Regions from separate parts of the Mus musculus genome. Here region 1 is linked to region 2. Evidence: chromatin contacts called from ENCODE Hi-C or POLR2A ChIA-PET data. All regions are on one chromosome and are shown on one strand. The core of a region is the stretch at or near the end of the contact, and the rest is flanking DNA. Distances in the headings are between cores, read along the strand shown.

Region 1 (5,686 bases), core at 1,623-4,122, 33 kb before region 2:
GTGTGAAGACTTTGGTGTGGCAGGAATGCCGTGAGCACTGTGCACTCATGTGTGTGCTGGTGCACATGGACACGCATGTAGAGGTCTGCAGTTGATGTCTGTCTTCTTCCTGGGTCACGCTCCACTTTATTCACTGAGACAGACCTGCTTCCTGAACTCAGAGCTCACCAAGTTGAGCCAACCAGCTTGCTGAAGGAAGCCCCAGCCTCTGCCTCCCAGGTTCTGGGATTCAAGCTGGCTACTGTACCCACCCAACTTGGATGTGAGTTCTGGGGATCCGAATGCTGGTTCCAGCACTTGGCCAGCAGGTGCTGTATCCACCGAGCCAGCTCCCCAGTCCACACAGCTGAAGTTCTGTTCGTGTATCAGAATCCTTTAAAATCTTGAACATGAAATATTTATCTGTGTTTTAAATTTCATCTAGTAAACTAGATGCCTGATATCATGTCAGTAAATGGCAAACTGAAGAGAGCAGATGAAGTTCATTGGCTTTAATGGCTCTGAAAGGTGGCACAGGTGGGAGAGGCGCGTTTGAACTCCAGAATTCCTTCATCAGCGAGATCTCCACTCACCAGGAATGTAGGACAGTGATACCATTAGTACAGTTGTAATAAATACCCCAGGGTTATTTACAAGAATCCACAGTCCTTAAACCATCCATTTTGAGATAGAAGCCTATTTTAAATTGTATGAAGCATTTCTAATTAACTTTTATCACCAACTCAATAATTAGAATCCTATACCACCAAGAAACCTTTTAACCTTTACTTTATAAGATAGCACGGAGAGGACTTTGGCCATGATCTGCTGAAGTCCCTCGCCTTGACATGGGGAAATTTAAGGTAATCAACGGTCATGTAAGGACCCCAGGGAATGGGTGGCAAAGCCGACACAGAGGCCTATGGCTGACTCCCAGGTGCTCACACACTGCATCTCACCTTTGCTTCCCTCAGAGGAGCTACTCAAATCACCCTTGCTTCTCGTGATAAAGCAGCTTTCCCAACATATTGTAGACCTACTGGTAGGTAAGTTTGAAGCTGTAAACCCACCCCGCAAGAGGTAAAGAGTTAGAAAGGTAAGCGCACGTTCCATCCAACTCTGTCAGCAATGGCTCTGTGCCCAGCTGTGTAGTCAGAGCAGGCCTTACTCTTGAATCTACAGAGCCTAGGGTGGCCCTGGCCACTGAAAGGTCTCAAGGAAAGTCTTGGCTAAAGACTTAGGGGCTGGGGCTGAGCAGTGCACTTTGCCCTTCCGTGTAGTGCCTTCAACACCTGGCTTAGTGCCTAGTGGCTGTGGGGTTTAATCTGATGTGTTAGAAGGCATCCTATGAATTGCCATTTCTTTGCCTGTTGCTGTGATCTCTTTAAATGGAAACTGTTACAGCTGGGGGATACGTAGCACTATTATTTAAACAATAACATAACACGCTATGGTGTTCAACAACTTTGTGATGGCCTTGCTGTTGCTGCTCTCGTGCCTTATTCCTGCAGAGACAATGGCATGTTTGGTCTTTTCTTTCTTTCTCTCTCTTTCTCTCTCTCTTTCTTTCTTTTCTTTTTTTTAATAAGAAAGAGGTAGCACAATGCCGTTCTGTGGTGATGGAAGAATTCGGATCATGGCGTTGGTACGTATATCTACACATACGATGACATTGCATAGAACTATATTCACACAAGAATGAGCGCACACAGAGCAGGTGGGACAAGAATAAATCGCATGAACTGTACCCATGTTGGTTTCCTGTGTTGACAGCATACTAGAGTCTTGTTAAATGTCACTATTGGGAAAAGCCAGGTAGTGCACAGGTCTTATTTATGCTATTCCGAAGCTTCCTGAGAACATGAAATTATTTAAAAATTTAAATTTCATTTAAAGTGAAATCAGGAGTTTTCATTTTTTGAAACGTCCAAGAGATTTCATTAAAGAGGTTTTTCACTGTTTCCTCTGCTTTTGAAAAGAATCCATTGGCTAAAATTCTCATCTCCTCCTAGAGATTACTACTATTAAAAAATATACAGCATTTTAAATTTTAATATTAAAATATATAGCATTTTTACCAGGCAATGTGGTTGTAAAGTCTGAGACATGTTTCTGGTTTGTTTTTATGTCACTCATTTAAAAATATTACACTTTGAAGTGTAGATTATCCGTGCTGAAGTGTAAAATACTGATCATCAGCAGGCAACTTTAAAATTATAATAAAATCAGAGTGGCTGTTACTTTAAGAATGTAAACGCCTGCAGGAAGAAACTAGAGAAAACGGGTTTTAGGCCTCATTATGTTCTTAAGAAAATATAGGAACATGCCCCCTCCCCAAACAACATTTTTTTTTTTTTGTTTTGTTTTTTTCATTTACTTCCCTGAGACATTCTCTTTTCTTTTAAAAAGCTGGCCGACTCAGAATGAAGGGACAAATTTGTATTTGGCCACTAGGTGGCACTGTTGGTGGCGTCGTGGGCTATATGGAGGGGGGAGGGGAAATTGAAAGCAATCTATTCGAGGAACTTGGGGTTTTTTTGTTTATTTGTTTTTGTCTTTTGTTGTTGTTTTGTTTCTTTTGGGGGGAGTGTCTTGAGGGTTTGCTTTAAGTAAAGAGAGAGGGGAGGGAGGGACGGGAGGAAGGAAGGAAGGGAGGAAGGAAGGAGGAAGGAAGGAAGGAAAGAGAAATCCTGTCTTCCCCCAGAGGTATGACGTGGAAAGGAAAGCTTTAAGCAGCCCTTCCCCCAAGCCTTGCCCCCTCAACCCCCATCCCCGTCACCACCGTTCAGACCACAGGAGGATGTTAGGATGGAGCGTCCTGTGGAGCCATGTGACACCTAACAAAAAGGGCTATGAAAGGCATATCCGTTTCAATAACCCCGCCACCCCGCTGGAAAGCAGAGCTAGGTTCTCACTGTCCCCAAGCCTGACTCTGTAAGCTGTGGTGAGATGCAAAATGTGGGACCCAGGCCAGGGGCAAAGGGACAGCTAGGGTCGCCAGGTTGTGAACAGGGAGGTAAATACGATTCCTGCGTATCCTCGAAGTGCAGTTTAGTTCTGCATGTGGCTCTAAGAAAGGAGAACCCTTTCAAATCCAAGGGCCAGCCCATCCAGAACAAAGACTTTACAGGCATAATCGCCAGATTTGTGTGGCCTGAGAGCTTTGCAGGCATGGTGCCTGGCCCGGTGTAGGATGGGATTTCTTGGTCCAACCTGCCCCAGAAGCTGCTGCCACAGGCTAGTGAAATTTCAAGGAGGTCTCTGTCTGCTGTTTAACTCTTCCACTTTTCTGAGGGGGCTGTAGAAAGTGAGTTCTAGAAAACCCAAAAGCTGGCACGGGAGATAAGTAGGAACAGAGAACATGGAGCGAATGAACACCACCCCCCCACCCCCCCCATGAACGCCTGGAGAACCATTTTAAATGGAGATATGGATTGAAACCTAAAACCTTGAACTTCCTACTTAAAAATAGCCCCTTGAAAATTAGCGGCATACTCGGTTGCATCAGATGATCATGTCTATCCTGTGCCATACATTCTCCATCCAGGGTTAGTAATTTCATTTTAACCACAGTCCTGGGCAAGGCAGTGAGACAAATGTGTGTACAAATGAGGGGGAGTTAGCAGCTGATACTGACCACGTGCCACATATTCAGCATCTCCTGTGTATTAACTCACTGTGGTGCTGTAAATGAGAAGAACCCCATAGGTCATATGACGGAATGCTTGGTCCCCAGTTAGTGTAAGGATTAGGAGGTATGACCTTGCTGGAGTGGGTGTGGCCTTGTTGTAGCTGGCCGTGTCACTGTGGACAGGTTTTGAGGTTTCAAACACTGCTTCTGCATCAGGGTGTAGCTCTCAGCTACTTCTCCAGCACCAAGCCTGCTTCCATGTTCTCCATGGGAAGAATAAGAATAGGAAGAAAAATATGCTAGCTCTCTGAGGCTGTAAGCAAGCCCCCATTAAATGTTTTCTTTTATAAAAATTGCCTTGGCCATGGAGTCTCTTCACGGCAATAGAATAGCAACTAAGACACTCACCAAGTCCTCAAAAAAAAAAAAAAAATACAAGCAGGTTCTAATTATTATTCTCACCACAGAAGAGAAAAATGTCAGGGAGACTCAGTATCTTGTCAACAGTTACAAGGTCTGCCCCCCCCCCCCCCCAGTTCCATTCACACCATCTCTGAGCTACAAAAGCCAAGCCCTGTCCAGGTAACCCAGCCTGCCCTGGTTGGATCTGCCATCTTGTCTCTTGTGAACTGCCTATCCAGTTCGGATGTTAATTATCCAGACCCAGATGTTTCACAATGTGCTCTGTCTACCTACTGCACAATGGCCAGGCACTACACCAACAGATAAAAGCATCCTGGGATGAGCGGTACCAGTCTTTGCTGACTATGCCTTTTGAGAAAGACAGCTTCAGCCACTGCGGCAGCCAAACCATGAGACATGTCTCTGGATGAAGTTCTCATATTCTCATATTTGCACACACTCTCTCACCAGAATCAGCCACCTAACTACTGTGACTTACATGATACTAACTTCCAAAACGTGTAAGTGGTGATGTTTAGTAGGAAAACATGTTGTTTCCAAGAGGATTATTCTTTTCTTCTTTCTTTTTTTTAATGCCCCAGACACAAATATACACTGAGATATTGCCAAAGAAAGTTCAAGCCAACTGTATAACTACACTTAAAATAGAAAGCTACAAAAAAAAATGCCATTGGGGAACTGTCTTGAAAAAGAGAGAAAGAAAGAAAGAAAGAAAGAAAGAAAGAAAGAAAGAAAGAAAGAAAGAGAGAGAGAGAGAGAGAGAGAGAGAAAGAAAGAAAGAAAGAAAGAAAGAAAGAAAGAAAGAAAGAAAGAAAGAAAGAAAGAAAGAAAGAAAGAAAACCAGAAACTTGCTCCCTAATAAGATTGTTGCTGAAACCAGGTCTAATAGAATGAATAGATTCTATCCAGCAACAGTGTTGCAATTTGTCAGTAATGGATGTGAGGAAGCCTGTTTCCTTAGTTGGAATGAAGCCATAATTAGTAGATAGCTGGGAAAAATGAAAGGAGAAAGAGAGAGATCAGAAATAAATCCAGAGGAAATATTACTCTTTAAAAAAAAAACAAAACAAGACAACACAAAACAAAAGAATCAGAGTATATTCAGAAGGTTTTGTGGGCTGAGCTGTCAGACTCCTTGCTCCTGTTGTCTTTCCTGTGAGCCAGAGTCATTGCTGTCAGTCAGTTCCCTGATGTGCCCAGGTTCACACATATGCACCAGCAATGGGGACGGGCTTCCATGGTTGTACAGCCGATGCATCTGTAGCACACACAAAAATGTAAGACTAACAAAAGAGCAGCCTGAAGGTGAGAGCAACTACAGAGAATTGCTGCTGCGACTGTTCATGCATGAGGTTGCTCCTGATGGAGCCTGCATGGAGCTCTTCTCCTTGGTGAGACCTTGGATGTATAACAAGCATCAGATTTGTGGGGGATGGCTTTACACAGCAAACCCACTCCGAGCCACTCCAGTCCAGCCAGAACCCTTGCATGTAAATTAGTGCAGGCTTGGGTGAGTATCCTCCCACAAATCTACGTTCTGAAATAGTTTCCATGGCTTCACAGGTGTTGGGGGAGCATCAGGTAAGGAGAGTTTAGGAACTGTGGCAGCTAACAAATTCTCTAATCTGAGCCCAATACCTGTTTTTAAGAAAG
Region 2 (5,996 bases), core at 300-2,799:
CATATCATGGGGATACAAACTCTGAAATCTCCTAATTCTATAACTCATAGTAACACCCAACTCCCTGGCAAGGGAGAAGCTAAACAACAGTCATCAAATACTTTAATGTAAAACTTCAACTCCTTGAGAACAAGCCTGTGTTTGTAAAGAATTCAAAGAACACAATTTTATTCAAAGCTTAAGACAAAACCAAACAAAAACAACCTATTTTATCACGCAAAGGATTTTGCTTGTTTATTCAGTTTCAGAGGTAAAGCTGAGTTGGAAAATGGGATCCCAGTTGGTCAGAAAGTCCAGAGTGACACAGAGAGGCATCCTGTCGCCTCCATGGGTTATGAGATGGCAGATCACCGTAGGCAGCTGCTGTGTTTGGAATCCACCAGTCTTCTTGGTTTTGTTCATGTGTTTTAGATTCCAAAAATTGTATTTTGTTAGAATTCTTCGCCTTTACTTTTTAAAAACCATGTGTGTTTTAGGGTCAATTTAATCTGCATGTTTCCTATTTTGTTATAATTAAACCATCAAAATATTGTCTTTTCAAAACTATTTGATGTCCACAAAATCTTCTGAGCCCTTTCAATATGCCTCTTAAAAGCATTTTTTTAATCCCACTTAAGAACAGAAGTTGCCCTGTGTCATGGGTGACCTGATGTAGAAACCAAAAATCCCCTTTTAATTCCAGAAACCTTGAAGTCTGAGTAATTCCTGGCTCTGAGAAAATGAATTCACCCATTGTTAAACTCTCCATGTTGTTGAAGACATTTGGAGCAAAGATGAGCTCCCTATGAGGGGCCATCAGAGACTGCAGGAGAAATGGAAGGTATGTGCCATTCCCTAAGGCCCTCCAAGCCTTTCCAGGAGCATTGCCTGTCACATGGCCATCAACAAAACAAGACAAAAGCTCAGAGGCACATCAAATGTTTGACAGGACATGAAGGAAATGTGATGTCCACATGAAAGAATATTTGCTTGTGCTTTTAAGAAAACACTGCAATGCAAATGTCAAGATTTCTCACCACATCCCATTCACGATCTAGTCTAATCATCCGCTGTTGGCAGTCTATAGGGGTCTGTTAATGAATTTACCAAGACTGAATAACTAGTTTCTCATAAGGATGAATGATATAATGTGACTGTAACACCAGCTTGTAATGCGAGAACCTGAAGATTATGGTATCTGGGCCAGCGGGTGGAAGCGGTCTTTCATGGGAGGGTATAAGATTGATGAGCCAGGGTCTGGAGAAGAACCTCACCTTTGCCCTGGCAATGCGGATAAGCCCAGACACTTAGCAGCACTATGATGGCGAAGTATCCCAGCCAGGCTCCAGGGGCCTTTCTGAGACATCCCCAGAGAATCTAGAATACCTCTGTGCTGAACAGCTCACATCCAGCTCCCGGACAATGCGGGCCTGCTTTCACCAAGCATCAAATATCAAGCAGACAGGATACAGGGGTTTCCCCAGAGGGGAGCTGGCACACGAACTCTGAGGAAAAGGGAGCTGAGTCCATTTCCTGCAATTGTTGGAGGAGGATGGGCGTCTGGCCCCTGGGTATGGTGGGATCCTGTGTGCATTAGTGTCCTCGTGGGATGCCAGCATTCAGTCGGTGGCCCTTGATCTTCCATAGAGAAACCCAGGGGCTCAGGCAGGGGATTCAAATACATTTCTTTGTGTTGCAGTTATTACACTAATCTATAGGGTACTTCACAGTTCGAAAAGCTCTGACATAGATAGACCTTTGCATCTTATTTAGAAGACCCTAAGTTTAATCACAATTTAAGTCACAATAATAGTAACCAGAGAAAACATTGTCAGAAAGCCCGAGTTTCATGAAGTTGAGGGATATAAGGTCGATACATTAAAAACAAACAGACAGACAGCATCTAGTCTTTTCAGAGCATATGAAAGTTTAACCTTTTACTAAACCACGGTTGAATGTCTATGTAGTTCATTAGCAACGAATAATCAGTTTTATTGAGGTACCAGGGACACAATCCATTGCACATTTACAGGGTGTGATGTTTTGCTTTACCAAAAGATGCACAGTATATTTCTCATGCATATACACGTGTACATGTGCATGGGCATGTATGCACATATGTACATTTGTGTGTACTCATGAAGCCATCACCACCATCTCCTATCCATATCCTATTGCCCCTGGAGATTTCTCTTGTCTTTCAGACCCTCTCGCTCACTCTATGTTCTCCCACGTTAGGCGCCTGGAGTTGCCCTGTGACCAGTCCATGGATCTCCTTCTGTTTGAGTTTTAATCTATGAACTTCACTGCTGTTTCTCCCTTACTGTTTAATCTGTCTTGAAGCCTATGGTTTTCTATTCTAGACGCTGTCATTTTCGTCATTGGCAGTTACATTTAGGTCCCCTTTTTCTTACATTGTTTATATCAGTACTATTATTTTTCACCTTCCCTCTAGCTTCCTGAAGATATAGAACACAGCTTCGGGAGCCTTTAAAGCACCCATGCATACCAATTCCATTGTCTACATCATTTCTGGATCTGTTATATCGAATGGCATTTTCTCTTTAGAGGTAGCATCACTCAACCCCTGTGCTAAGCTGCCACACTATGAACTTGGCCTGCTTGAGTCCTGGGTACCTCTGTATTTGCAAGTTGCCTAGAAGTTCCTTCTTGGATGGTTTTGTGTGAGTTGGTACAATCGTGTCATAGTACTAGCCTCTGTTAGGTGGGGCACAAGCAGCCCTGGATAGCCTAGCAGTGTCAGCAAACTCCAGGATCAGTGAGAGACTCTGCCTCAAAAATCAAACAAACAAGCAAACAAACAAAGCTGTAAACTATTGAAGATAATCAACATAAGCCTCTGGCTTCCACGTGTAACCTTACATATGTGTGCATGTGCCTGTTCCTGTACACATACACATAAACAGACACACAATAAAAAACGTGGAAAATTTAATAGGTGTAAAATCCATATGCTGAAAATTACAGCATATTTTAAAGAAGTGAGAAATATACCTAAATAGATGTTCATTTGTCATTAGATAAAATTGAGATATTAAAATACCAGTTCTTCCCAGATTAATCTACAGATTCATAATTTCTATTAGGCATTAGAAAGGCTGTTTTGTTTCTCATGGCAATTGATCAATCTTAAAACACATAAAAATGCAAAAGAAGATCAATCTCAAAAGCTAAACTTAGGGTAATTATGAAAATGTTTAGGACTATAAATTTATACTAGTAAAATGGTATGTTATTGTGTGAATACAGGGTAGGCATCAATGAAGCAGAATAGGGAATCCTTTTAGCTGGGTTTACAGCCAATTGCTTTTATTAAAGATGTCCAGGTCATAAGTGAAAGAAAAGGCATCAAGTGAGAGCCAACCAATGCCACGAAAACACAAAGACTCCTAGACTTCACATCATACACAAAAAAATCCATGCAAAATAGATCAAAGGCTTAGCTGCAATATCTAGAACCTACTAGAAGAAAATACTCTTTATCGAGATTAGAAAATATTTCTTAGACAAAAGTCAGCGAGTAGAAAAATACAAACTAGGCCAAACTGGCCCCATACAGTGAAGGTTCTGATTGTATTTTGCTGGTGACTGTGGCTGCTGACAGCTTCCCAGCCCTTCCACTTCCGCTTCCCCTCTGCCCTACATCTGGGCCCTGCTGATAAGAAAACCCAGGTGCTCCCACCTTTGTTGCCAACCGGAAGTTCAGAGCATGCAAGCCCCAGCTCTCAGGCACAGGAACCCTGGCTCGCTCCAGCCCCATTCTCCAATCACAGCCAAAGACCAGGCTCTTTTCGCGCTCTCTTGAAACATTTTTGGATTTACTTGGGAGCCTGCCCTGTTCTCAGAAAGTTTTATTCTGTGAGTAATAAACTTTCTCGAACCTTTGCTTGCATATGTATGTGTGTGTGTGTGTGTGTGTGTGTGTGTGTGTGTGTGTTCATCAGTTTCAACATCAGTAGAACCCACCTTGTTTCTGTGCGATAACCACAACAAAAACTTTTTTTATTGAAAAGGAGAAACTCAAACCACCTACCAGGAGAAAACTACCTCCACTGATATTCTCCATGTTGTTTATCTAGAGAAGACGGTTGATGCTTAACCTCTGCACAGGAATCCAACTTTAAAAGTTATCGAAAGATTTTATTATCTAAACCTTCACTAAAGAAAGCACACAAATAGCAGATAGTCTCCCAAAATAACACTAAACGTTATTAGGGAAATGCAAATTAAAGACACGGATTTCAGTTCCTATCCACTAGGTAACTCAAATGAAGAGAACCAGGTGTTGATACAGTGTGAGATAACCCGCCCCTTTCCTGGAGGAAATGCAAACGGGGCCACCACTTTGGAAAACATCCTCAAAGATTTTTGTGAGATTAAATAAAATCTAGGCTTGCTATACTACCCATTAATCTCACTTTGGGGTGATTACCCAATAAAAATGAAAGTACATAGTTATACATAGACTGGAAGCCAAACAAATGCCAATCAACTGGTGAATGGGTAAGTAAAATGTTGATATTCCATCTAATGGAATACTACTTAACAATAAAAAGGAAATTTTGCAACATGCTACTCTGGGGATAAATATCAACCAACGGCATTCCAACAAGAGGAAAAAAAGCCAGATCCAAAGGATCATGTGCTGTGTTGCTCCAGGATATAACACTCATTAAAGAGGGAAAGCAAGGGATTGTGAGATTCACTGCAATGAATGCAACAGTACTTCAATGGAATGGAAACAGTCTATAGCATAGCTGTGGTGTCAGCTTACAACTGTATATACTTGTCAAAACACATGGATTGAGTTGTGCCTTAAAATGTATTTAGTGCATATAAATTATACTGCAAAGAGAAATGTTAATCTCAACAGATAGGCACTACTGCCTGAAAGAGCAGTGCCCTAGAGTCTTCAGGCTGGTCTGTTCCATAGACATTATCTTACTTGATCCTTATGTCAACCAGTAGAGTTCTCTGGGACTACTTTGCAAACACAGGCACCGGCAGCCCAAGAAACTTTCCAAGGTCGTGCTATCTGTGGGAAATTTTCAAAGTCGAAATGCTTCTTTCAATGAAGCCCCCCTTTTCTGTTTCCCTTGACACCTTCAGTCTTGACAGTTCATATTGCTGTCTTAGACAATTTAGGCTGCTTGAGAAAAATACCATAGATCAGATTGTTGATAAACAAGGAGGATTTAGCTTAATGGTCCTGGAGTCTGGTAAGTCCCTATCATCTTACCAGCCCATTCAGTGTCTACTGAAGACTTGCTTCCTCTGTTTCTCACACAGTGGGAAGAAAAATGTGTTCCCTTGGGCCTGTGTTGTGAGGACACATTTATCCACTCACAAGCACCCTGTCCCTATACCTAGTCACCTCTCAAGAATGTTCCCTCACACTAACATCACTTTAGAAGTTAGGATTTCAGCATGGGAATTGGTAGAGGACACAAATATTTAAACCACACAATTGCTTTACATTAACAAGAAATCGAAGGGAAAAAAAAGTATACAGACTTTTCTACCCATCTCTTTTTAAACTACAGTAAACAAGCTGTGGGAGTTTTTACAATTCTGAATTGTGGCCAATCTACTTGACGCTTATTTTAGATTTTAATTCCTCACCTTGATAGGTAAATCAATGTAGAAAGTAGCATCTTTAAAAAGATGTTAGATTTGCCATTTTATTGGTGTGCATGCATTGCCTTAATGCCTGTATGTAAGCTTTCATTGGCCACAAGAACAGCCTTTCAATAAGTGCCAGGGTTGCCGTTATCCTGAATGGATACTGATGATGCTCTGCCTGAAGAGAAAAACAAACCCCAACAGAGAGAGATGAACCCTGAACCCAGATAACAGAGTGGCCTTTGGTGGGTGGTGAGCACCTCAAAGGTAACAGAAAAATCCCCAGAAAAAAAACAACCAGAGCATCTGTTAACAGGGAAGCTACTGACTGTGTCTGTACCACGCCCAGCAAACAGGTCTTCTGTTGCCCTAGT

What was found. A loop is a pair of places that touch in the nucleus more often than their neighbours do. ChIA-PET counts read pairs that join two places held with the same protein, here RNA polymerase II (POLR2A).
Region 1: a map of heart shows a loop between it and region 2 (3-fold over the local background). The contact joins two enhancer-like sites. A Hi-C loop is called at or near these places in 2 of 37 maps with a recorded cell type or tissue (both heart). POLR2A ChIA-PET finds 5 or more read pairs at or near these places in 1 of 5 experiments (embryonic stem cell).

The regions. Positions count from the first base shown.
Region 1 is chr2:75,052,117-75,057,802 of GRCm38, reverse strand. No RefSeq gene overlaps it. Among named protein-coding and RNA genes, the nearest start is that of Gm46748, 6.6 kb to the left of the region's middle. Within about 2 kb of position 2,872, at least 2 of the 3 ENCODE cell types and tissues checked have a DNase peak (open chromatin) inside an H3K27ac peak, as active enhancers do; they include heart, where a contact is called at or near this core.
Region 2 is chr2:75,017,329-75,023,324 of GRCm38, reverse strand. No RefSeq gene overlaps it. Among named protein-coding and RNA genes, the nearest start is that of Gm46748, 41 kb to the left of the region's middle. Within about 2 kb of position 1,549, at least 1 of the 3 ENCODE cell types and tissues checked has a DNase peak (open chromatin) inside an H3K27ac peak, as active enhancers do; it is heart, where a contact is called at or near this core.